3 separate regions of the Homo sapiens genome follow, and regions 2 and 3 are each linked to region 1. The links are chromatin loops, found by intact Hi-C in ENCODE. Cell type or tissue: PC-9. All regions are shown on one strand.

Evidence for each region. A loop is a pair of places that touch in the nucleus more often than their neighbours do. Peaks named below come from ENCODE experiments on the same cell type or tissue, not always from the same donor. Only the 100,000 strongest peaks of a DNase experiment are listed, where the experiment ranks them.
Region 2: a loop joins it to region 1, with 15 times the contacts of the local background. A loop is called at or near these places in 24 of 110 quality-filtered maps.
Region 3: a loop joins it to region 1, with 3 times the contacts of the local background. A loop is called at or near these places in 4 of 110 quality-filtered maps.

Annotation. Positions count from the first base shown.
Region 1 is chr2:224,352,635-224,360,634 of GRCh38, reverse strand. No RefSeq gene overlaps it. Among named protein-coding and RNA genes, the nearest start is that of FAM124B, 45 kb to the left of the region's middle. In PC-9, CTCF peaks have their summits at 643, 850, 2,847 and 3,058; a DNase peak (open chromatin) is centred at 3,054; H3K27ac peaks cover 180 bases.
Region 2 is chr2:225,657,429-225,665,428 of GRCh38, reverse strand. The region is part of intron 7 of NYAP2 (neuronal tyrosine-phosphorylated phosphoinositide-3-kinase adaptor 2); the gene reads right to left. Among named protein-coding and RNA genes, the nearest start is that of NYAP2, 260 kb to the right of the region's middle. In PC-9, CTCF peaks have their summits at 4,577, 4,780 (motif pointing right), 7,376 and 7,679; a DNase peak (open chromatin) is centred at 4,788.
Region 3 is chr2:222,967,677-222,975,676 of GRCh38, reverse strand. No RefSeq gene overlaps it. Among named protein-coding and RNA genes, the nearest start is that of ACSL3-AS1, 52 kb to the right of the region's middle. In PC-9, CTCF peaks have their summits at 3,584 and 3,783 (motif pointing left); DNase peaks (open chromatin) are centred at 2,236, 3,796 and 5,986.

The DNA.
Region 1 (8,000 bases):
TTCCTTTTTTTTTTGAGACAGAGTTTTGCTCTTGTTGCCCGGGCTGGAGTGCAATGGCACCATCTTGGCTCACTTCATCCCCTTCCTCCCAGGTTCAAGGGATTCTCTTACTTCAGCCTCCCAAAGTAGCTGGGATTACAGGCATGCACCAACATGCCCGGCTAATTTTTGTATTTTTAGTAGAGACAGTGTTTCACCATGTTGGCTAGGCTGGTCTCAAACTCCTGACCTCAAGTGATCTGCCCTCCTTGGCCTCCCAAAGTGCTGGGATTACAGGTGTGAGCTACTGCGCCCAGCCTAAAAATGTTGGATTCTATCCACAATGGAAATCTCTTCCCAGAATTAATCTCTCCTTTTCCTACCCTCCCATATTTCCTTGTATCTCTGTAATGGCAATGATCACAGTTTGTCTTATAATCTATGCTATGTTGCACATGTACCTGATTCCTCTAAGGAGTAATGAGGGGTGATGAAGACTAAAGATTATTTTAAAAATTATTATATTCTCTAAATTACACAGTAGAATGTTTAGTTCATAAGAGATGTTACATAATAATTCTATGCATTATAGTTGGCCATCATGTCTATGGGTATAAATTTATTCTAATCATGTTGAAAATATCAATATTTCAAAACTGTCTTGAACCTTATTAAAATGTTTTAAAATGTAGATTTCATTATTATTCAATTGTGAATATTATTCATACTTATATTATGATTCAATTGTATATAATTTAATTATGGTGAGGCCAACAGATCAGGAGACAACTGCCAGACTGCCATTGTAAAGATAGCTATTGCTCACAGCTCCTGGTGGAGGGGGCATGCCACACCATTCACGGCCACATGGGAGAGCACTAGGGCAAGTCAGGAGGCAGAATTGGTGAGGGGAATAGTGGGCGAGGACCTTTATCCTGGTTTCCCTGGTGGGGTGGGCTAAGCAGGCTTAGGATTGGCTAGTTTGAATAATTCCAGTGAGCTCTGGGGTGGAGGGACTGCGTCTGGTTGTCTAGTATTTGGCCCTGGGGTGATTAGGGCAGGGGAATATTGGCCTGAGTCTGAGGGCCCTATGACAGATGCTAAAGGAGGTGGCTGGGTGTGGGCTCTGGGGTCGTTGCTTGGCATCTGAAAGGTGCACTTGCAGGTGAGTCCTTTACTATCTCTAGAAATTGGCTGGCCTGATTCAGGCAGTCTGTCTAGAGTCAGCAAGGTCCTAGATGTCAAAGCATCAGAATAAAAAGACACACTTAATACAAGTGCGGAAACTGCTGCCCAACATATAGAACAATCAGAATAGGAACGGCTAACACGCCCAGAACATGTGATTTGTGCCTGGCCTCGTGCCATGTGCTGTGCACCTGTGAACCCAGTTCATTCCCCACGACCCTCGGAGTTGTGCTGTTTTAACTTGCCCAGCAGTATTCTGCTGGTAAGTTTCTAAATTAGAAATTTAGAAATTTCTAGACAGTCTGTCTCTCAAGAACCAAAAGGAAACAGATCTTTTTTTTTTGAGACCAAGTCTGGTTCTGTCACCCAGGCTGGAGTGTAGTGGTGTGATCTTGGCTCACTGCAACCTCTGCCTCCCGGGTTCAAGCAATTCTCCTGCCTCAGCCTCCCAAGTAGCTGGGACTACAGGTGTGTGCCACCACGTCTGGCTAATTTTTTGTATTTTTAGTAGAGACGTGGTTTCACCATGTTGGCCAGGCTGGTCTCGAACTCCTGACCTCAGGTGATCTGCCCGCCTTGGCCTCCCAAAGTGCTGGGATTACAGGCGTGAGCCACTGTGCCCGGCCAGGAAACATTTTTAATGCAGGTGGCATGGGGCGGTTCAAAGAACATAGCATCATAGAGAGGATGAGCTTAGCGAGAAGGTGAGTGCAGAGTGGACTATGCATTCATCCGAATGGAGAGAAGAATGAAAGAATATGTTTCTAATGAATGAAATGTATGTACACACAAAATTTCATTAAGCTAAAAGAAGTGTATACTCTTAATGATACTCCATTCTGATGTTTGTTCTCCATTTGTCCAAATGAACTCAAATTAATTGCCTTACATTAAAATGTACTTTTCATTTATTTATTTTTAATTTTTAAAATTTTTTTATTTTACTTTTTGAGACAGAGTCTTCCTCTGTCACTCAGGCTAGAGCACAGTGGCACAGTCTCGGCTCACTGCAACTTCCACCTCCAAGATTCAAGTGATTCTCCTGCCTCAGCCTCCTGAGTAGCTGAGATTGCAGACACGCACCACCACGCCTGACTAATTTTTTTGTGTTTTTAGTAGAGACGGGGTTTTGCCATATTGGCCAGGCTGATCTCAAACACTTGACCTCGTGATCCGCCTGCCTCGGTCTCCCAAAGTGTTATGATTACAGGCATGAGCCACCGCGCCCGGCCAAAATGTACTTTTTCTTAAAGAAAAATGGAAGGGGGTTGGCTTCAGCAGTGGATGGGTTTTGCCGGTTTCCCCAGCCAAAAGTCTCAAAGTGTTATGGCCACTTGCAGGTCAGAGAGGATATCCCTTCTGAGGGGTCAGAGTAGGGACAGGATGCGTGGAGGTGATGTGATGGTGGGAGGTCCACTTTAAGCCAGGCCACCTGCAATTCTGTCATTGGGAGCACAAAGATGGAGAAAATGAGGCTGGCACCCAGGCCACTGCAACTGGCCTTAAAGAATCCCTACCATTTGTGGTAATTTGTCACAAGGAAGCCAATTTTAGACCATCTGCATCTTGGAAAATTTCAAGACCATGTCTTATTGGAGCTATATCCAAGCCAGTGTAGTCTGAGACCATGCCAGGAACCCACTCAAGAGTCCATCTTGTTCTAGAAGACTAAAACACGTGTCGAAGTAACCCCGCAAGGTCTATATCAAAACCAAGAATCCTTGGGCTTCCTGTAGCATAGCATTCAGTAAATATTTACCCAATTAATTCCGTTTCATTGAAGAAATCTTGACCTGCACAGGGAAAAGGTGTCACACATCCACAATGTACACTCTCACTGTTTTAATGAGTATTTGCAAGTTCCCAGGGCCTTGGGTGCATCTGTAGTAAATGAGCGGGGTACTATCGCCACCTTGCGATGAGAAATGGAAGTATTTTCATTCTGAGAGTTGATTATGCAATGCTTCATTTAAATATGGATTAGTTTCTGTCACTTGCTTTTGATCAGTCCTTTCATTTTCATGTTTTGTTGCCTTACATATATTTACAAGAATTTGCACTAAATTAAAAAAAATCTGCACTAACCTAAAGTTGGTGAAAAACACCCTCAAACCTTTTGAAGCAAGGAAGGGGCCACTGTCGCTGTCTCTACAAGTCCCTAGCCTATGTTTATTCTCAGATGGGCTGAACATAGCAGATTTGGGGCCAAATACCCAAAATACCAGGACATCTGTTGTAATTCCTAGGAACTTCTGACCATTTTAAGCATTCCTTCATAGGTAATTATTACAAATTTCTCTGTGTTTGTCAAAGATGATTGGTGCTACCTCCTATATTGATTTTACTCCTTTTTTTTTTTTTTTTTTTTTTTTTTGACGGAGTCTTGCTCTGTCGCCAGGCTGATCTTGGTTCACTGCAATCTCCACCTCCCGGGCTCACGCCATTCCCCTGCCTCAGCCTCCCGAGTAGCAGGGACTACAGGCGTGTGCCACCATGCCCATCTAATTTTTTGTGTTTTCAGTAGAGACGGGGTTTCACCATGTTGGCCAGGATGGTCTCGATCTCCAGACCTCCTGATCGCCCACCTCGGCCTCCCCAAGTGCTGGGATCACAGGCGTGAGCCACCGCACCCGGCTTCTTCTTTTTTTTTTTTTTTTAAATGAATGAGAGGATTATCTGTTATAAAATCGGGCTACATATTTTGTAAACCTTATCTACAGAGAACATTTCCAACCACTGGAAATTAAAATAAGCAAAATATTACTAACAGGGAAAACTTCACATTGATTCTAAACTAACATAAACCTTTTTAAAATGTATCAGAAACTAGCTTGTTTTACCCCCCAAAATAGGACGTTCATAGATTTTAAGGGTGATCCATCTCCCATGCAATATTCAATCATTTTATTCTCATGAATTGCTGCACGGGCTCTGTAATTTGTCTGCCTCTTGAAGGCGCTCCATGTGGCTGTGACACTATTTTGGAGAGAGGTTGCTGTTCTCATAATATTTCCTCCTGGTCTTTTATTATTCCTATTTCACTCTTCTCATCACCCTCTCACCCCGTCCTTGCTAGCACCCATAACTTTTAAGTGTTATTTAATATTGAGCAGGAAATATGCTTTGTTGAACATGGAAAGAGTGTGTATTTGTAGGGGGCAAAAACAGGCCTTTTTGCTTTTTGCTTAAAAATAAGAATCTAGGTCTTGTTTGCGGCAATAATTTAGATAAATAAAAAAATTAATCAGGATCCTAAAATATGGAAGGTACCTGGTATTTAAAAGGAAGAGTTGCCTGACAATATCTTAAACAGCTCTATAGTCTTAATCTTCTGGGGAGAAACACGAAGGAAATCAATCAAGAAATTATATCCTGAGTCGTGTTAAAACCACTCCCTCCTATTCTAATATGGCTCATTGGAACCCGAGTGGAAACAGGACTGGGAAAGAGGGCTCATTTCGCTACTCCAGAACAATACTTGGCTGATGGAGTCCTTTGGGTTTCCTGAGGGTATGAATTCAGGGCCCTGCTCACCCTGTACATCCCTCTGTCAGAGCGAGGTGGATATCCTGAGTATGATCATTGATTTCTGGACCTGTGCAAAGACAGCATGTCTTAGGCCCTCCTTAGAATCATGTCCTCCTATGCCTTAACACGATAGCATCCCTTTTGGGTTCTAGCTCTGAAAAAGTACGAGCAATTGAGAGGCCAATGAGGGCAGAATTCTCACATCATTAAAAACCCCCAATACCACCCTGACCTTTGAAGATTTAACCTTTGTACAGCCCCAGCTGAGTTCTTGCTGGTTAGGAGGTGCTAAGTGGACACATTTCTCCCAGGCTGTTTGAGGAGGCTCTGAATGCCCTGGGGAGTTAGTACACAGCTCCCACTGCACACCCACAGGCTCAACGGGTGCTCTTCAACTTCCCATGTGGTTTCTTATTGTCCCAACTAAATGAGAAGCTCTTTCATGGGCAGGGAAGTTGTCAAGTCTCTTTAACTCTCAGGGAAGCTCAAGAAATTTATGGGAACTCAATACATGGTTGGGACTGATAATCAGATACAGAATGAAGAATGAGGAGGATGGAGGAGGAAGAAAAAGAGGAGGAGGAGAACAAGAGGAAGAGGAGAACAAGAGGAGGAGGAGGAGGGAAGAAGGAGGAGGATGAGGAGATTTGAGGGATAGTTCTCAATAAAACCCGGGGCATCAGAAGAGTGAAACAGGGAGTCAATGTTCAAAAGCCCTGAATTGGAGCAGAACGATCGCACCTACTGTGATCTTGTCATCTTAGGTTTGGGGTCTTGGATTATCCACCAGCAGACAACAAAAAGTGAGGCAGCATTGTTCGTAGGCTAGGAAAAAAGTCAAACCAATTGTTCCAAAGCTGGTAATAGAGGAGTTTCTCAGCACATCCCTCCTGCTCTCCCCGCACCCCACCCCGGGCTCCCACAGCCCCCGGGGAATCATCAGCCCAGGGCGTCCACATGGAAGAACCGGGTCAGAGGCCACTAATAGACTAAGAGGCATTGCTGATGGCAGAGTTCCAGATTTCCGCCTTTTCCAGATTTAGGCATTTTTATTTTGCAAGAATATCCCCACAGAATGGTGATCAGGCACATCTTAAATTTCTGACATAAAGAAGCCCAGGGGCCAAGAATGCCTGGGAGGCCCTACATCAGGGCGGTGATGGTTGCAGTAGAAATAGCAGCAGCACCAGACAGCACCATTCCAGCCAAGGCAGCCGTGGCCTGAGCTCCTGGGTGGAGGCTGCTGCTGCTGCTCCTCTGTTCCTACGTTCAGAGTTTCATCCCCAGATGGAGGCGATCTGCTCCACCGTCGACAGAGAAGGATGAAAATGACCAATGGTTCCAACAAAAGCTTGACTGTTTTAGTAATGATAGTGGGCAAGTCTGGCAACAGGTAAAAAACAATGACCACGGTAGGTGGTAACAGGTAAGGGATGGTGCCAGCTCTGAGGTCTCGTTGGTGGAGCTCTGGAGGGGATGGGAGAGAAGAGGAACCAGGGTGTTCTGCAGACCTCCTCTGGGCCGGGTTCTGAGACGGCCATTTAGCATCTTTCTTTTTTTTTTTGAGATTGGGTCTTACTCTGTCGCCCAGGCTGGAGGGCAGTGGCACGATCTCAGCTCACTGCAACCTCCACCTCCTGGACTCAAGTGATCCTCCTGCCTCAGCCTCCCAAGTAGCTGAACTACAGGCATGTGCCACCACGCCCAGCTAATGTTTGTACTTTTTTTTTTTGGTAGAGATGGGGTTTCACCATGTTGGCTGGGCTGGTCTCGAACTCCTGACCTCAGGTGATCCACCTGCTGACCTCAAGTGATCCACCCGCCTCAGCCTCTCGAAGTGATGGGATTACAGGAGTGAGCCACCGCTCCTGGCCCCATTTTGCATCTTATTACACTAATTTATATTTACTTTTAATTATGAAATCTTTCAAATATGCAAAAGAGTACAGAAAATAATATCACAGCCTCATGTAATGACACCTAACAGAACAACTGTAAACATTTTGTCAATTTTCCTCACATCTCTTCTGAGGTCTTTTTCAGCTTCTGGGTTTTGAAGGGGTTGCTTTGGGGGCATGCGGTAGAGCCCAGCTGCTATAATTTTAAAAACAAATAAACAAGGAAGCCATAGCCAACATTTGGCTGCTAAGAAGGGCAATCGTGATGCGATTCTTGTGTCAATTCATATATTCTGTTTATTCCTTATTTTCAAAAGTACTTTATAATTTTCGGGTTTTTTTTTTTTTTTTTTTTTTTTTTTGAGACAGGGTCCTGCTCTGTCGTCCAGGCTGGAATGCAGTGGCGCGTTTATGGCTCACTGCAGTCTCGACCTCCAGGACTCAAGTGAGCCTCTTGCAACAGCATTCCAAGTAGCTCTCAAGTAGCATCCCAAGTAGCTCAGCATCCCAGCTAATTTGGATGCTGAGGCAAGAGGATCGCTTGAGTCCTCGAGGTTGAGGCTATTTTTGTGTATTTATTTTTTGTAGAGATGGGTTCTCATTATGCTTTCCAAGCTCTTCTGGAACTCCTGGCTCAAGCAATCCTCCTACCTTGGCCTCCCAGAGTGCTGGGATAATAGGTGTAAGCCACTGTGCCCGACTTGATTTTCTGTTAAAGAAAATTTGTGATTCCTCTTCCTTACACGTGCTTCTGTTTCCCTGTGTTCTTATGCGTTTTTATCCTTTTGATGTAGTTGCAACCATGGTTTCCATGTAATTCTGTGTTCTACTTTCCCTCTGCTATGGCCACAGACTATTATTTCATAAATGTCCATTTCACTACACAGTTAGCATCTATGGTAAATTGTAGTAGCTGCAGGCGATACTGTTGAGCTTATAAGCCCAGATTTCCTTTGGGGGAAATTTAAGTTATTTATCTTGTTTTTTTTTTCCTTTCTGTTCCACAGTATGATCCTGAAGATTGTTTAGCGGCATTGAACTGAGCTGATTTGTGCTCCTAATTTCATGGCACTTCATCACCATCATTTTATGCTGCAGCCCCTCTTTTATTTTAATTTTACTTTCTTCTCTTTTCACTCCTGGTTCCCAATTTCATTCCCCTCCTCACATCTTGTATATTTACTATGTGCCCTTCCAAGCGACTTTCAGCAAGTTTCTTTAGATGTGTGTCCAATGAAAAACATACTGTATTGCTTTTGCTTTAAAAAATGTACTGAAATGGTATTATGCCCTAGATCCACTCTGTTCCTTTTTTTTTTTTTTTTATTTGAGACAGAGTCTTGCTCTGTTGCCTAGGCTGGAGTGCAATGGCGCGATCTCAGCTCACTGCAACCTCCACCTCCTGGG
Region 2 (8,000 bases), 1.3 Mb before region 1:
ACCTTCTTTCGGTTCAATAAACTGTAGTAGTGAACAGCTGTTTGTCACTGGGGGTGTTCACACTTAAAAACATTTTTTTTTCTTTTGCCTTTGTATTTGAATTTAGCTGCAAGAGTATTTTTAAAGATTCTATGGGCATGTAACAAGTGCTAAATCACCCAAGGAGGAGGTCTCCATGTGTTTAGGGAACCTGCTCAGCAAAGCCAGGGCAGAACTATAGAAAAAAAAAGAGCAAAGTTCAGCTTCAATAAACTTATGCAAAATTTTGTAAAGAGAAAATCTAAATAAAGTTAAGTAAAATGTATGGAGAAATTATGTAAGGTTTGTGCTATTTGCAAAGGTAAAATTCTATATTATTTGTGGAGAGAAGGCTTCATAATCCCTTCTGTTCTCAGAGACTATAAATGTCTTAATTTACTCCAATCATAGTTCATGTTCTGCCTTAAATATATACTTGTATCACTCGAGTATGGAATGTCTTTCTAGAATTGTTTCCATGATAGTTTCTCCTAATATTCATAAACCTTTGGGGGTTTTTGTTTGTTTGTTTGTTTTTGAGATGGACTCTCGCTCTGTCGCCCAGGCTGGAGTGCAGTGCCGTGATAGCTCACTGCAAGCTCTGCCTCCCAGGTTCACGCCATTCTCCTGCCTCAGCCTCCCAAGTAGCTGGAACTACAGGCGCCCGCCACCACGCCCGGCTAATTTTTTTTGTATTTTTAGTAGAGACGGGGTTTCACCATGTTCGCCAGGATGATCCTGGTCTCGATCTCCTGACCTCGTGATCCAACCACCTCTGCCTCCCAAAGTGCTGGGATTACAGGCATAAGCCACCGTGCCCGGCCGCATTTCAGTTCTATTCTCTAATTTTTCTCTCTCATCCTCAGTAAGTAGGTAAAACTTGTAAGTAACTAGCTGAGGTGGGCCTATGTGATGACTGTGTGCAGAGCCACAGTCAACAGTCCCAATGTGTCTGCAAGTTATTATAACAGTGATACAATGACATACTAATCCGTTTCCACTGTTAGCAATTATTTATTCATTCAATATGTATTGAGACAGCAAGAGATTTCCAGGATAAAAATAGACATTCCCAGCCCTCAAGAAGCCTCCATTCTAATGCAAACAATTATAAGCTGAATTTTTGGAATCCATACATGCTCCTTGGAAAAATGCAAAAAGCATTCCATGGTTGGATATATTTGAGAAACATAAGCAATATTATATCCCTCGCTTTGCAATTTCCGGTGCACATCAGCAAATTTGAAACTCAGATAGTAGCAAAATTTACTTAACTTGACTTTCCCCACACTGCTTTACTGTGTAATAGAGTTCCTCTCTGATGCAAAAATAAGGCCTTTCATGGTTATGACAGTAAGTACAGGGAAGAGACAGAGAAGGGAGAGCTGCTTGGGAAAGATAAAAAAGCCTTGTGGATGGGAGAGCACACTTGATCCCAGACTTGACAAATAAGCAATAGTTTGCCAGGAGTCAAGGACTAGGGAGGGTGTTCCAAGAAGAAGGAAGAGTCAGGCAACTCTTGGAGGCATGCCAGGAATATTTAAAAGTGATACAGGGCCGGGCGCAGTGGTTCACATCTGTAATCCCAGCACTTTGGGAGGCTGAGGCAGGCAGATCACAAGGTCAAGAGATCAAGACCATCCTGGCCAACATGGTGAAACCCCGTCTCTACTAAAAATACAAAAATTAGCCAGGCGTGGTGGTGTGCACCTGTAATCCCAGCTACTTGGGAGGCTAAGGCAGGAGAATCGCTTGAACCTGGGAGGCGGAGGTTGCAGTGAGCTGAGATCATGACATTGCACTCCAGCCTGGGTGACACAGTGAGACTCTGTCTCAGAAAAAAGAAAAAAAAAGTGAGAAAGAACTGTGGTGGGTGTGTGGATGAACCTGAGGTGTAGCAGGTGAATGGAGGCAGGTAATGGATAAGGAAGCTGAACAGGAAAACCAGGGCCAGGTCACACAGGGCCTTGAAATCCAAGCAAAGTTGTTTGTGATTCATGCTGTGGGCAGTGGGCACCTTTAAGTATTTTGCATGGAGGAACTCAACTACAATCACTCTTTTGCTGCTGTGAAGAATGGATCTGGGAACAGAGGGTGAGTTTAGAGGCTGGAGCTGGGAAAATGGGTGAGAGATGCTAAACCTGTGATCAAACTGCAGAGTCATCTTGCGAGACTTGTTTGGATTCAAGAGAAAAAAAGCACAAATCATAAAGATGCTGGAGTGGCCCCAGTCCCCTTCTGTACTGGTTTCCTGGGCCCATCTTGCTTCTCCCTAGTGCTCCATGCATGCTTACAGTAAAAACAGTGCTTTGTACTTTTTTGCTCAAAGAAAATGTTAAAAATAGCCCATGTTTTAAATAAACGAATGACTGAAAATGAACACATTTAACACTTCTGGTCTAAAGTGTGCTTTTGTATTCATTATTTATTTTATATGGAGGTAGAAATCAAAATACTTGGAAATTCCGCGAGGCCTGGAGACTGCGATCGTCGGATATGAGTGTTTGCTTTCTCCAAGGGTAGGTCCCTTGTTTCATTATTTAGGTTTATATCAGACAAGTGACAGTACAGATTGTGTTCCTTCCTAGATCGTTCCTTGAATGATAAGCAACTTCAGCTCTATTGGTTTCTCCCGAAAAACCTCTACCCCTTTCATATGCAAAGTTGATTGGGTTGGGTAGGATTACTCCTGACACCTTTTGGTCCTTCAAATAACTTTCTCATTTTCTGGGAAAGAAGTCATTAAATGCAGCATTCCAAATGCCATCCCTGTCAAAATAGCTGACAACTAGGGATTATTAACTAGCTCTAATGCAGCATTTACTTTAGAAAACAAATGCTTTGACATGACAGTACAGTTGGGGTTCCCCCCTCCCACTTTAAAGTGTCTGTTCGTAGGATTCTGTGGAAGTCCAGAAGCCAGATACATTTTGGTGAATACGTCTTGGTCTTTTGTGTTGTTGGTTAAATCTACAACAGTACTCTGGAAGCTGATATCTATGTGTGCATGTGTGGGCGAGGATATGTTTTCTTTTCAGAATGTGGAAAGGGTTCGATGTGCTCAAGTGTTAATATCCACAGACACTTGTGCACATGCACAGCTGCAGGGCTGATGTCCCATGGCACTAGTCCATGGTCCACAAAAATGTAATAACCGATGAATGGAACTTAGCTTTCTTCCAGAAGTTACTTTCCCAACCTCATGTCAACTTTGGAGATTTTGCTCTTGGTTGGCACTCTGCTTATTTGAAGTCCTAGTTGAATTTGTCCTCTGCTATGACATTTTAGTCTCAAAAAGTCAAAAGGCAAGACCTGGGAAATTGAAGAGTGATTAAATAAATGGATGAAAGTGAAGGAAAATAAGTTTTAGAATGGGAGCAAATTCAGGGGCAGGTGCAGTGGCTCACGCCTGTAATTCCAGCACTTTGGGAGGCCGAGGTGGGCAGATCACTTGAGGTCAGGAGTTCGAGACCAGCCTGGCCAACATGGTGAAACCCTGTGTGTATTAAAAATACAAAAATTAGCCAGGTGTGGTGGTGCATGTCTGTAATCCCAACTACTTGGGAGGCTGAGGCAGGAGAATCACGTGAACCCAAAAGGTGGAAGTTGCAGTGAGCAGAGATCATGCCACTGCACTCCGGCCTGGGTGACAGAGCTAGACTCCGCCTCAGAAAAAAAAAAAAAGAGAGAGCAAATTCAAAAAGGAAGTTATATATGAGGCAACTATGCATAAAGCAGGGGTTTGATAGATAGAACTACCTGGTTTTATATCTTACATCCATAAAGCCACTCACTGGTTATAAGACCTTCAATAGGTAACAGAAACTGTTTAGCCAAAAATTTTATCATCAGTGAAACGGGTATAATATTACCTACTTCAAAAGTGTGCTGTAAGAACAACATTAGATAATACAGCATTCTGAGCACTCTGGCAAACACATAAGAAGCTCTCAACAAAAGCTATTTTAGGAATCCAATTTATCTGGAGAAGTGTTTTCAACCTGAAGGATAATGTTCATTTGCAGCACAGAATGAAGAATGAAGATTTGTCCAGCAGGTGAGCTGGGTGCTAGTGCTAAAGATCTCTAGTGTTTCTTGAGTAAAAAACTCATGGCAAAGACATATTTATTATTCTGAATGAAGGGTACTGCCACTCTGAGCCAGTACTAACAGCATGTAAACATTTATTCCTAATGCACATGCAATTTAAGTTGGAGGTAAATTTACCCACAAGTTAGCAAGAATACTATTTTCCGGAAAGACTCTCAAGCTATCTGTTTCAAACATGTTAATGGAAAACAAAAGAAATCAAGAAGGAATTTTTCCATTTAACCAGTCATGCTTTTTTCTGTTCTTTTCCTTTTCAGTTGGCAAAAGAGGGATAATGATCTCCTTTCCTGGAAACTCAGGTTGAATTAAGGGATTTACAATGCACAGAAGATGTCATAAATCCTAATGAAAACAGCTGCACATATTCATAAATAATGCATAGCACTCTGAGATCAGTAGCTGTGATTCATTTTTCCCCTAAGTATTATTTTTAAAGGCATACTATTTAAAAGTTAGAGAACCTAAAATTGCAAGATTAAAGTAACGAAAAAAATTCAAAACAAAAATCATCAGCAGATTTTGTCATAGATTTCTACAGGCGTTTTGCTTATTATCCCAAACAACGCATACATCTTCTGTGTCATAAAACAGTTTTGTTTGATTCAATTTTTGAAAGCCAAGTATAGATTCCAAAGTGCGCTACAGACGCTAGGTGGCGCCATGTATCCACCTAGTGTTATGCTGTGTTTCCACAGGCTGAGTTGGCCCGCCCCATCTGAAGCCAGACATTCGTTTTAATAGTTAAATCGATACATTTTATAATGTGAATGGTTGCAGGCATTAAAAAAAATAGGCATTTAAAACTGGTATGTGGAATCTTTAAGTAAATGCTGAGGTTGGCAAAAAAAAAAAAAAAAAATGTATCCTGTGTCTCTAATACCTGCTGTCCCGACCCTAGCAGATAATAGCTTCCTATATAGACTTAATGTTTTCATTGTATTTTCTCCTACCTTAATTCAAAGAGGTGAGTAAGTAGTATTGGGGGCAGGAGAGCTGACAGTTCTGAAATGCTACCTGTAGCCAATTTCTACGTACTTTGCCTCCAACCCACATATGAGACCTACAAGGTAAGAAGAAATGCCAGACCTAAACTCCCTATTACATGGTAAATAACTTAGTAACTAATTTTGTAATTGTGAAAGAAGGAGTAATGAATATAATGGGCTCTAGGGGGGTACCAAGGACAAGGTGGGGGAAATCAATTTGCCCCAGGTGCAGGCAATAAGGAGATGCACTGTCTACAGAGAACTTAAAACCAGTGATAGAACCAACTAGAAATCTGTCTGCTTTTTCTTATCACCATGCACTAGCAGTTGTATACCAGCTTGGGGATAGTGGGGTGGACCAATCATTCCTTCAGTGACTACTGCCTTTGGAATAACACTGACTGAACTACTTTTCTCTTTAGAATTTTCCAGCAAGCAGAAAAATTGAATTTTTTGGAAAGAGGAAAAACTGTTAGGAAAAGGAGAAAGAATTAATATTTTTTTCCCACAAGTAATGTCTGTCCAGGACTTTACACACCTATGTTATCTCATTAATCCTCAACAACAACCCCAGACTCAGAAAGGTTCAGCAACATATTCCAGGTCTTACAGCCACTAACCAGTAGAGCCAGGATTCTAATAAATCTTTACTTCCTGTAAGTCTCATATCTATCTCAGGTTTTTGTCTATCTCAGGTTTTTGACTGGTTAATATCAGGTTCTGAGTGGTAAATCTCAGGTTTTTGAGTGGTTAATGTCATAGCCTTTGACATTTAATAAATACAAAACTTTGGATAAGCTATGTAACCTTACTCACTTTGGTATCCTTGGTTGTGATGTGGGATAATAATAGTACCCATCAGTGAGGACTGTAGGGAACACACCTACAATGATGCAGGCATGCTCCGAGCCCAGTCCTGGCACATGGTAAGCACATGAGAGGTGACAAAAATGGCACATCATGTTCATTATGCAAACTTCACCTAAGAACCCTGAATAACTTTTTGTCCCTTCCAGATGGTAAAGAAAGCTGGAGTACGTACTTCTGCTACTTCACACCTGTAGCTCTGGTGGTGAAGTTGATAACTCTGACCTCGGATGCTGAAGAGAGGGACACACACAGGTACCAGCGACAGCAGAGTTAGATAACAGGCATCCTCAGAGTCCACTGGGCCCAATCCCCACCCTTATTTGTCAATTGGTTCAAGACTTCTTTGAGAACATCTTCTTGCTTATTATACCCTCCTTGCTCTGACAGAATAAATGACAAGGTTGTTGGCGGCAGGCATGAGCTTGTTTTGTTTTATTCCACTCTATAATGGAGTTACTGAGAGACTGATCATGGAACTTCTGGACTTGAAAAAGTGACCCACAAATATTCTGCTGCCTAAAGTATGTAAAAGTTAATAAGCACGCAATGGCTAAATAATATGTAAATTACTTAGCCCATACTTCAGCTAAGTTGTAAAGAGTTATGACCCTCTGAATTCTTTGTATTAAAGTAGAAAGGAAATAATTCCAACATTTCATTTTACATATTCCTTGATTCAGCTACTATTTAAAAGTAATAATAAATTTTATTTTCCACCTTAGATATGACATTAATTAAAGCTCATAGAGAGTGCCATAAAGAACTAAAGCCTAACATTTTTATAAAACAATTTGACAGGACCATATAAAGCACACATAAGATAATGCTTTTTATATATTTTTTGCACTTGCATTGTTTTAATGCAACTAGGCTATAGTACTTGGTAATAGATCCACTTAGCCACTGACATTCTTATTTGTAACATGAATTTATTCCACATTTCACAGGGCTAGATCCAAATTCTTTGGTAAATATCATTTTTATAACAAATAAGCATAATTTCTTTGTAGCATAATTTCTTTTTAACATAATCTTTGTTAACATAGCACTTTATTTTACAATTTGAAGTTAGTACAGAGAAACACTTCTCAAACATAATGCTGATGTTGTACTGTGAACTTAGGGGGGTGTTCCAAGACCTCCTCTTAGGGTTTTTCATGTTTGGAAATATATGTAAGGTTGACATGTATGCAGAAGGAAGTAAATAATAAGAGCCAATTTTAATATGTGTTGCACAGCCTGAAAGAAGCTGTGTGGTGGTGAGAAGCTGTGTGTTAATGAGTTCAGATTTTGTTGGTTCTGTTCTGTGTGTTGTTTCTGCTTTTCTTCCATTTCCATCATGTGGTGTAATCATGAGCATACAATAAAATCAGCTGTGTAAAGGTACAAATGGCATGGAAAACATGTTCTCAGTTCAGGTCTGATAGGAGAATCTGGAATATCACAGAATCTCAAAAAAGAAAAAAAGAAAACACTTTTGTTCAACACTTGAGCAGCACATTATAGAGAAGGGGCCGTTGGTCACACAGAGTGAGGGTGGCACATGCTCTCCAACTACATATTCTGTGGCTATCTCATTCCCAGCACTGCTTTCTCCTGTGGACTGTAAAACCTTAGTCTCAAAGTAGGAAACACTTGACAATGTATCCAACTGATCAGGTAAAATGTCCCTGGTCTATAGGACAAGGGGCTAAACTAAAGTGTGCATGACTTTGGCAAAACAAGTCATCTCTATGCTCATAGTGGCCTGAGAATTGTAAAGAGAAAATATTTTTGAAGTTTTTCTACTCTTACATTTTACGGTGTTTTGGTTTTTGTTTTTACTTTCCTTTTCCTTTTTTTTTTTTTTTTTTAGAGCAGTTTTAGGTTCACAGCAAAATTGAAAGAGATTTCCCATATTGCCCTTAGGACTTGTTTTTGTTTTTCTGCTTGATTCTATTGAAGGCACAAATTAAATGAGGATGGAGCTTTGCAGCCTTTAAGGTCAGGTTATTCAGAGTTGGGGTGGGCACCCAG
Region 3 (8,000 bases), 1.4 Mb after region 1:
TCACTTCATATGAATGGCAAACACATATCAGTGTATATAAATTACTGGCACAAGCAGAGTCTCACTTACTGGCTGTGACCTACACACCAGGTCATTGGCCAGAGCATCATGGACCACAGCACAAATAGTGCTGGATGATAGGGTTCACTGCCAAGACGAAGAGGAGGGATGAAAACAGGAAAGGAGAAGTTTGCCACATGCTCAACTCAAGTCTCCTTACAATAAAAAGTCAAAAATTTATTTTCTGAACTACATATCTGCTCAGATCTTACCATCTTCATTTAGCCACCAAATTGTTGACTTAAAAAAAGGGGGGGGCAGGTGCGGTGGCTTTCGTCTGTAATCCCAGCACTTTGGGATGCCAAGGCAGGCAGATCACAAGATCACGAGTTTGAGATCAGCGTGGCCAACATGGTAAAACCCTGTCTCTACTAAAAATACAAAAATTAGCTGGGTGTGTTGGCGCATGCATGTAATCCCAGCTACTTGGAAGGCTGAGGCAGGAGAATCACTTGAACCCAGGAGGTGGAGATTGGAGTGAGCCAAGATCGCACCATTGCATTCCAGTCTTGGCAACAGAGTGAGACTCCATCTCAAAAAAAAAAAAAAAAAAAAGGGAAATCAGATTCACAAAGTTACAGAATCTCTTTCTTGGCTAAGACCCGAAGCTCCTTCATTTCTGTTAAAATTAGGCAAATAATTCCCAAATGGCAATGTGGAGTCCAGGACTAATATGCAGCACCTGGGAAACTTCTACAACTTACAGATGCCTTGAGCTTACCCCACGTGGATAGATCCAGAATCTTTAGGGGAGGGTTCCATCCTTTTGAGCATCCCTGATGATGATGATGAGGGGCCAGTCTTGGGAACCCCTGAAACAGGCCATTTTCATGCCCAGATTTACAGAGTCTGCATCTGAATGTCATGTTCATTAATTAATGCATTTCCTTATAACTTGCCATTAGGAAGTTTGCCCAGCAAGTTTCAAGAAGATAACATAACGCTGATAGCCAGTCCCTCCTATTTACCCAGGAGTTTCCCTTCTCCTCTGCTGCAAAAGTCTTTCCTTTCTTCCAAAGTCCTGACACTTTCCACTTAAACTGGCCTTGAGTCATATCTAAACCTCCCCCCTCTCAAAGTGAAACCCAATTTACCCCTTCTCACCCTAAATACTTTTTCTGTTGAGATTCTTATATATGCAACATGAGTGCGTCCCCTGGACATATTGGCTAAATGTCCAGAAAAAGAATTGCTCCAATAAGTGCTCAGTAAAACTCCTAATGAGCATGGAGTAGATGCTTAAAATAAATTTTTAAAAAACCAAAGTTGTATTTCAGTTCTGTGTGTGTGTGCGCGTGTGCGTGTGTGTACATGACTGTGCGTGTGTTGAAAGGAAGGGAGAGATTTTTAATCAAATTTAAACAAAGCAATAATTTATATTCCAATGATGGAAAAAAACAATTTGGTCTCGTATATGGAATCTGAGGGAAAGACAAGCTTCTCATTTATAATTTGGAAAGATGCCAGGGGTAGGAGGTGGGAGAGCTGAGGAGGGCAGGGGTGCAGTTTTTTTTCTTTTTTTAATAACATTTTTTAAATAGTGTGACATGTATGGTCATGCCTAAATCTCCCTAAATTATATTTTAGAAAAAAAAAATTCATTTAACCTCCTTTCCTTTGTTGGGAAGACAGATGTCATGGAAACCATGCCTGTGCCTAAAGGAAGAGATGGTAAAAATGATATCGCTATTTCCATGGCTTCAAAAAGTGATGCTGGTTCTCTGTGCAGGGACATTGTCAAGCATCAGGAACTTTTCCCAGGCTGAGCTGCCTTCCGCACTCAACCCCAGCTACTCTCTGTCAATACACTACCCAACCTTCCAAGTTCAACTCAAAACATGTCAGCCTCTCCAGTAGCTTCCTCTGCCCTGGGTTAAGAGAGAGCTTCCTGTGCTAGAATTTAGTTCTCCACTTCTTGAGTTAGAACAGTGCTCTCAATCAGAAAAGATTTTGTCCTTTGGGGATCTGTGGCACTCAGCGTCTGGAGACACTTTTAGTTGACACAGTAGGGAGGGAAGTGCTACTGGTATCCAGTGGGAAGAAGACAAAAATGCTGCTAAACATCCTATAATGCACAGGGCAGCCTTTGACAGCAAAGGATTATCCAGCCCCAAACATTGGCCGTGCTGACATGTAGACCTCTCCCTCCTCCTCAGCCTTTTACCTACTTGGCTTCCAGGACACCACATTCTTCGGCCATGAGTTTTCTCCGACCTCACTGGTCCACCCTCTTCAGTTACCTCTGCTGGCTCCTCCACACCTCCCCAAACTCTAAACATTGGAGCGCACTAGTGTTGGGCTTTATCTCTTGTCTACCCATTGTCACTCCAGTCTATGCCTTTAAATATCATCTTCAGACCTGCTACTCCCAGATTTATATCTGACTGGACCCTGCCCCTGAATTCTAGTTTCATAGATCTGAACATCTCCATTTGGACATCTGAAAGGCATCCCGCACTCAGCATATCCCAAACTGAGTTCCTGATCTTTCCCCCAAAAACCTGCCCTTCCAAATTATCTCAGTTAATTGCCATTCCATCTGCCCAATTGCTCAGGGAAATAACCTCAAAGTCATCCGTGACCCCTCTCTGCCTCTCAAATTTTCATTCAATCTACCATCAACTCTACTGGCTCCAAAGATATCCTAAATCTGACCACTTCTCTTCACTTCCACTGTCATTCCCTTTGGGCCTGGTCACCACCATCTCTCACCCAGACATGGCAGCTGTCTCCTAACTGGTCTTTCGGCTCCTGCCTGTAGGACCTTCTCAATGCAAGAGCCGGAGTGATCCTTACAAAATGCAAGGCAGATCATGCCACGCCTCTATTCAGAACGCTCAATGGCTTCCAGCAATTTCCAAAGTAAAGTCGAAAGTCCTTATACTGTGCTGCAAGGTCTCGTGTGATCACTCAGCTTCGAAATCTCCGGCTTTTCCCCCATTAGAATCTCTCTGACTCATATCCTGCCCTGCCCCTTCACCTGCCCCAGCAGCCACATCAGCCTCCTGGGTCCTCCATGCCTCCTCCAGGCACCTCCCGACCCCAGGACCATTGCCTTTGCTGTGCCCACTGCCTAGAATGGTCTTCCCCTAAAACTCCCGTGGCTCACACCATCAATCCTTCAGGTCTTATTGAAATGTCACTGGCTCCAAGAGGTCTCCGATGCCACGCTATTTAAAAGTGAAACCCTGCACCTCCAGTGGTCGGCTGTAATATCTTTCCCGTAGTGCTGACCACCATCTGGCACACTCGTTATTTTTCTGGTATGAGTTTTTGACAGATTCAAGCTCTCTAAAGACCGGGACTCTTCCGTATGACTGTCTCCACAGCATGCAGACGAGTGCCATCCACGGTAAATGCCCAGCGATGCACAGCTGAACCCCCCGCAGACTTCAAGATTCCCCAGGAACAGGAGGTGTCGTATCACCCACAGCAGCTTATCCAGGTCTCCTTCCACGCCTTCCTATATGACCTCCATCTCTCTTCCAGGCTAAGCCCTGCACAAGGAGCTTTTGTACACATTTGTCATTTCATTTTGTTTACTGGAACCCAATCGATTTTTAATTGAATTTACAATCAGAATCCCGAAAATGTCAAAGGTATCTTCACCGCGGTGAAAGCTTCATGCTGCTCTCCAAACCTCAATTTACCAGCAGCCTGCAGAGGCTGCAAATCACTCCAGAGGTGGTGCCTTTGGAGGACAGACTGTGAGCAGGGTTTCTGCACCATCTTGTGGACAGCTTGGGAATGACACCTACTGAAACGTCTTTTACGTCCCAGCGTGTGTGTGTGTGTGTGTGTGTGTGTGTGTGTGTACACGAGAAAGAAAAGCTTACTGATGTCTCCTCCCCACACCAAAATGAATACCTCCTCTCCTCACCAGTCCTCAATGCTAAAGGCTTCTTGGTTGTGTTTTAAGCTGGTAATTCCCTTTTTCAGTTAAAAAAAAAAAATTCCTCCTCCTGGCCCAGTAAGGAGAGAACTGAAGGCTCCTTGCGGTTTGGCTTCTCCCAGAGTGTCTTTCCCTTAGCAGCAGCATCTAGTTCACTCTCTGAATCAGGAAACTGAGCAGGTAAGATGAGTCTTCAGTATCTAAAGGGGCTGTCCTAGGAGGCATGATTTCAGCAGCACCATGTGAGGCCAGCACACCACCCCCTAGTCCGGTGGGCCCTCTGTAATATGCCTTTTATTCCACTGTCAGAACTCAGGTTTTAGATGTAAACACTCCTGGGAGAGGAGCACTAATGTCCAGTCATACCGACCCGAATGACCAACAGCCAACCTACAGGCAGGAGGTGGAGAATGAGGGCAGACAAAGGCCGCTAGTCACCTAGTGGGGAAGGCAGGTCTGGGACAAGAAAGGCCACCTGACCCTCCAAATTCCACTGCACACACCTTACAATTTCCCTCCTACTCGGCCTACCCATGCATAGTGTCAACTCACTGATTCCATCCTGTGTGTTTGGGATTGAAGAGGGGAAAATGGCCAGATCCATCTTCATTGTGAAAATTCTACACTCCAAGGGTTCGTACAGCAATTCCACTACCTCAAGACCCTCGAACTATATTAACTACAGCCACCCAAGCTTGCCTGGGGAAAGACGGTGGACAAAGAGCCATGATTTGTAACCAGCACATGGTTTGTTTGAAAGAAGCATGCACTTCTGAGGTGTGAGAAAGTTCTAGAATCATTTTAGCCAAGATCAAAGAGATTGTTTGCTTTTGTAATATGTTAAGAAAATGGAAGAAAGAGTGTGGACTCATAAGTAAATTTAAACTTTAGACCAGTATGTATGAATTAGCATCAGAAAGGGAAGGGAAGAGAGTAAAGATTGATTGAAAGCCCATTTATGGAATGCACTATCCAGCCACAAAACAAAAAATAAAGCATTATTTCCTCCCCATTCTGGATTATAATCTAGTTGTGCCTTTTTGAAAAGCCAGTCTCATCAACAGAAAGCTATCTTGATTTGAATGGCTCATTAAATAGGATAGAACAGGGGAATTCCAGCTCTAAATGGAAGGCTGTTTACAAACCTAAATTTAATAATCCTCATTAGAGGCCAGCTATGCGATCCTGAGCTAGTAGTTTAACCTCTCTGAACCTCATTTTCCTGATCTGTAAAATGGTGTGCTGATGCTGTGAAAAACAGTTGGGTGTTTCCTCAAAAAGTTAAACATAAAACTACCATACGATCCAGTAATTTCACTTCTGAATATATACTTAAGAGTGAAAGCACAAACTCCAACAGATATTAGTACACTAATGTTCATAACATCATATTCACAATAACCCAGAGGTAGAAATAACCCAAATACCAATGGACAGATTAATGAATATACAAAATGTGGGATAAACATACAATGTTTTGTTTTGTTTTGTCTTGTTTTCGAGACAGGGTCTTGCTCTGTCACCCAGGTGGGACTGCAATGGTACAATCATGGCTCACTGCAGCATCAACTTCCCGGGCTCTAGTGATCCTCCTGCCTCAGCCTCCCGAATAACTGGGACCACAGGAACACACCACTATGCCTGGCTAATTTTCAAAACTTTTTTGTAGAGATGGGATCTCTCTATGTTGCCAGGCTGATCTCAAACTCTTGGGCTCAAGTGATCCTCCTGCCTCGGCCTCCCAGAGTACTGGGAATATAGGTATGAGCCACAGCACCCAGAAAATGTATTATTTTTAGGCCTTAAAAAGGAATGAAATTCTGATGTAAGCTACAACATGAATAAACCTTCAAAGTGTGTATGCTAAACGAAATAAGCCAAACACAAAAGGACAAATATTGCATTATTCCACTGAGGTACCTAGAATAGGCAAATTAATGGAGAAGAGAAGTAGAATAGAGGCTACTAGGAGCTGTGGGGAGGGAGGAATGGTGAGTTAGTGTTTAACGGGTGTGGAGTTTCAGTTTGGGGTGATGCCAAAGTTCTTGAAACGGATAGTGGCAATGATTGCATAACATTGAGAATGTATTTACTGCCACTAAATTGTACACTCAAAAAAAGGTTAAAATGGTAAACTTTATGTTATGTATATTTATCACTATGATAGAATAGATGATAAATAGATGATAGATAGATAGATAGATAGATAGATAGATAGAAAATGGTACTGGGTTACTATTCAAAGTCATGTCTTTCTTAGCCCTAAATATATATATATATATATATATATATATATATATATATATATATAACAATTTAAATATATATTACAATTTATATTTGTAGAAGGAATATATATATATATCCCTTCTATTATGTTGTCTAATTCTATGTTTATTGTATTGCGTATTTTGCTAAATTTTACTCTGTGCAAAACATGTGTTGAATAGGTGTGAATTAATTAATTATATAGTTTTATTGACTACGGCAGTACAAAAGGAAAAGATGTTACGATAAATTTTCTCAATACACAATACAAACTAAAAGGACTCTTCCAGTCCTCCTGAGCTGGTTCCATCCTGAACCAGGTATGTCTCCCAAGAGGCCCCAGCAGGGCAGGCTCTTCCTCTACAGTTTGATGAGAAAAGTCTCCATGATGTACTCTTCTCATATTTACAGTATGAAGAATGGCTTTTTTTCCCTCTAGTTTTAATTGAGATGGAACATTCCAAGGCCAAGAAAATGTCATGCATTCACTGGTGAGTAAGCTAGACATGACGGGAATGACAGTTACAGGACACAGCTATTTACCAAAAACGTGACCTATGGGACTTAAGAACCATGTCACGCTGCTCTGCCTGATGGTATCTATTTGGATGACCTGAAATCAGAAACTTGGTTTTCTTTTGAAGAGAAAAATGTCCAGAGTATACTGAGATATGCACGGGGGTAAGGGACACGTGCAAGTGTGCACATCCACGTGTTCACAGCCATGGGGAAGGGAGGAAAAATCACCCCTTAACTCAAAGAACTCTGGAAATTACAATAGGAAACAACCTACTTTCCCTATTGAACAGCAACAAAATGAGAAGCAAGCAATAAGGGATAATAAAATGCCCAAGTTATGTTTTTACATGCAAGTAAAGTGAGTCAAGAGGACTATAACTTTGAAGACAAGTTATGGAATATGAATCTCTCCACATAGGGTGCTTACTGTATTTTCTCATTTCTTTCAAATCCTGTAGAAGTGCATAGTCAAGACTGAAAATATAAAAGGCCATAAAAATGGAGATACAAATGGCTCTCCAGATGTTTGAGTCTGTTCTAAGAGAAATCACATTTGTGAGAGCAGACAAAAATGTGAAACAAAAAAAATGGTAGAGCTTAAATGTTAAAGCAAACTCAATTGATAGACATTAATTGAGCACCTACCAAATAAAAGATACTGGGCTAGCCTCCACAAAACAAAAAATAAGGCATTATTTCCTCCCCATTCTGGATTATAATCTAGTTGTGCCTTTTTGAAAAGCCAGTCCCATCAACAGAAAACTATCTTGATTTGAATGGCTCATTAAATAGGATAGAACAGGGGAATTCCAGCTCTAAATGGAAGGCTGTTTAACTCCATCTTCAGCTGGGTTCTCTTTAAAATGACAGCAAGACAATTTAAAAGGATTTAATGCACAACGATAAAGAAAGTAAAAGAAGGGCTGTCACTGAATAGAAATTCAACAAATGACTAGAAGATGGATGAAAACAGATGAAGTAGATCAGAGGAACCATGGCCTAGAGTCCTTATGGGAGGCGATACGCCCATCTACCTTGCCAGACTCTGATAGGTTTCAGCACTCAGAAACAGAATAATGAAGGCAGTGAAATGAAGGTGTGGACATGGGCTGCCCTGTCCCACTGCACTCTCTCAGCACACTAGAAACCAGACATCTCCCTGGCCTACCCCACCTTACTCCCCAGTCTAAGCATCAAAGGGTCCTCCTTGAAACAAATTGATAGCCCCACTGGAAACATCTCTGCATTCTGGCACTTAGGA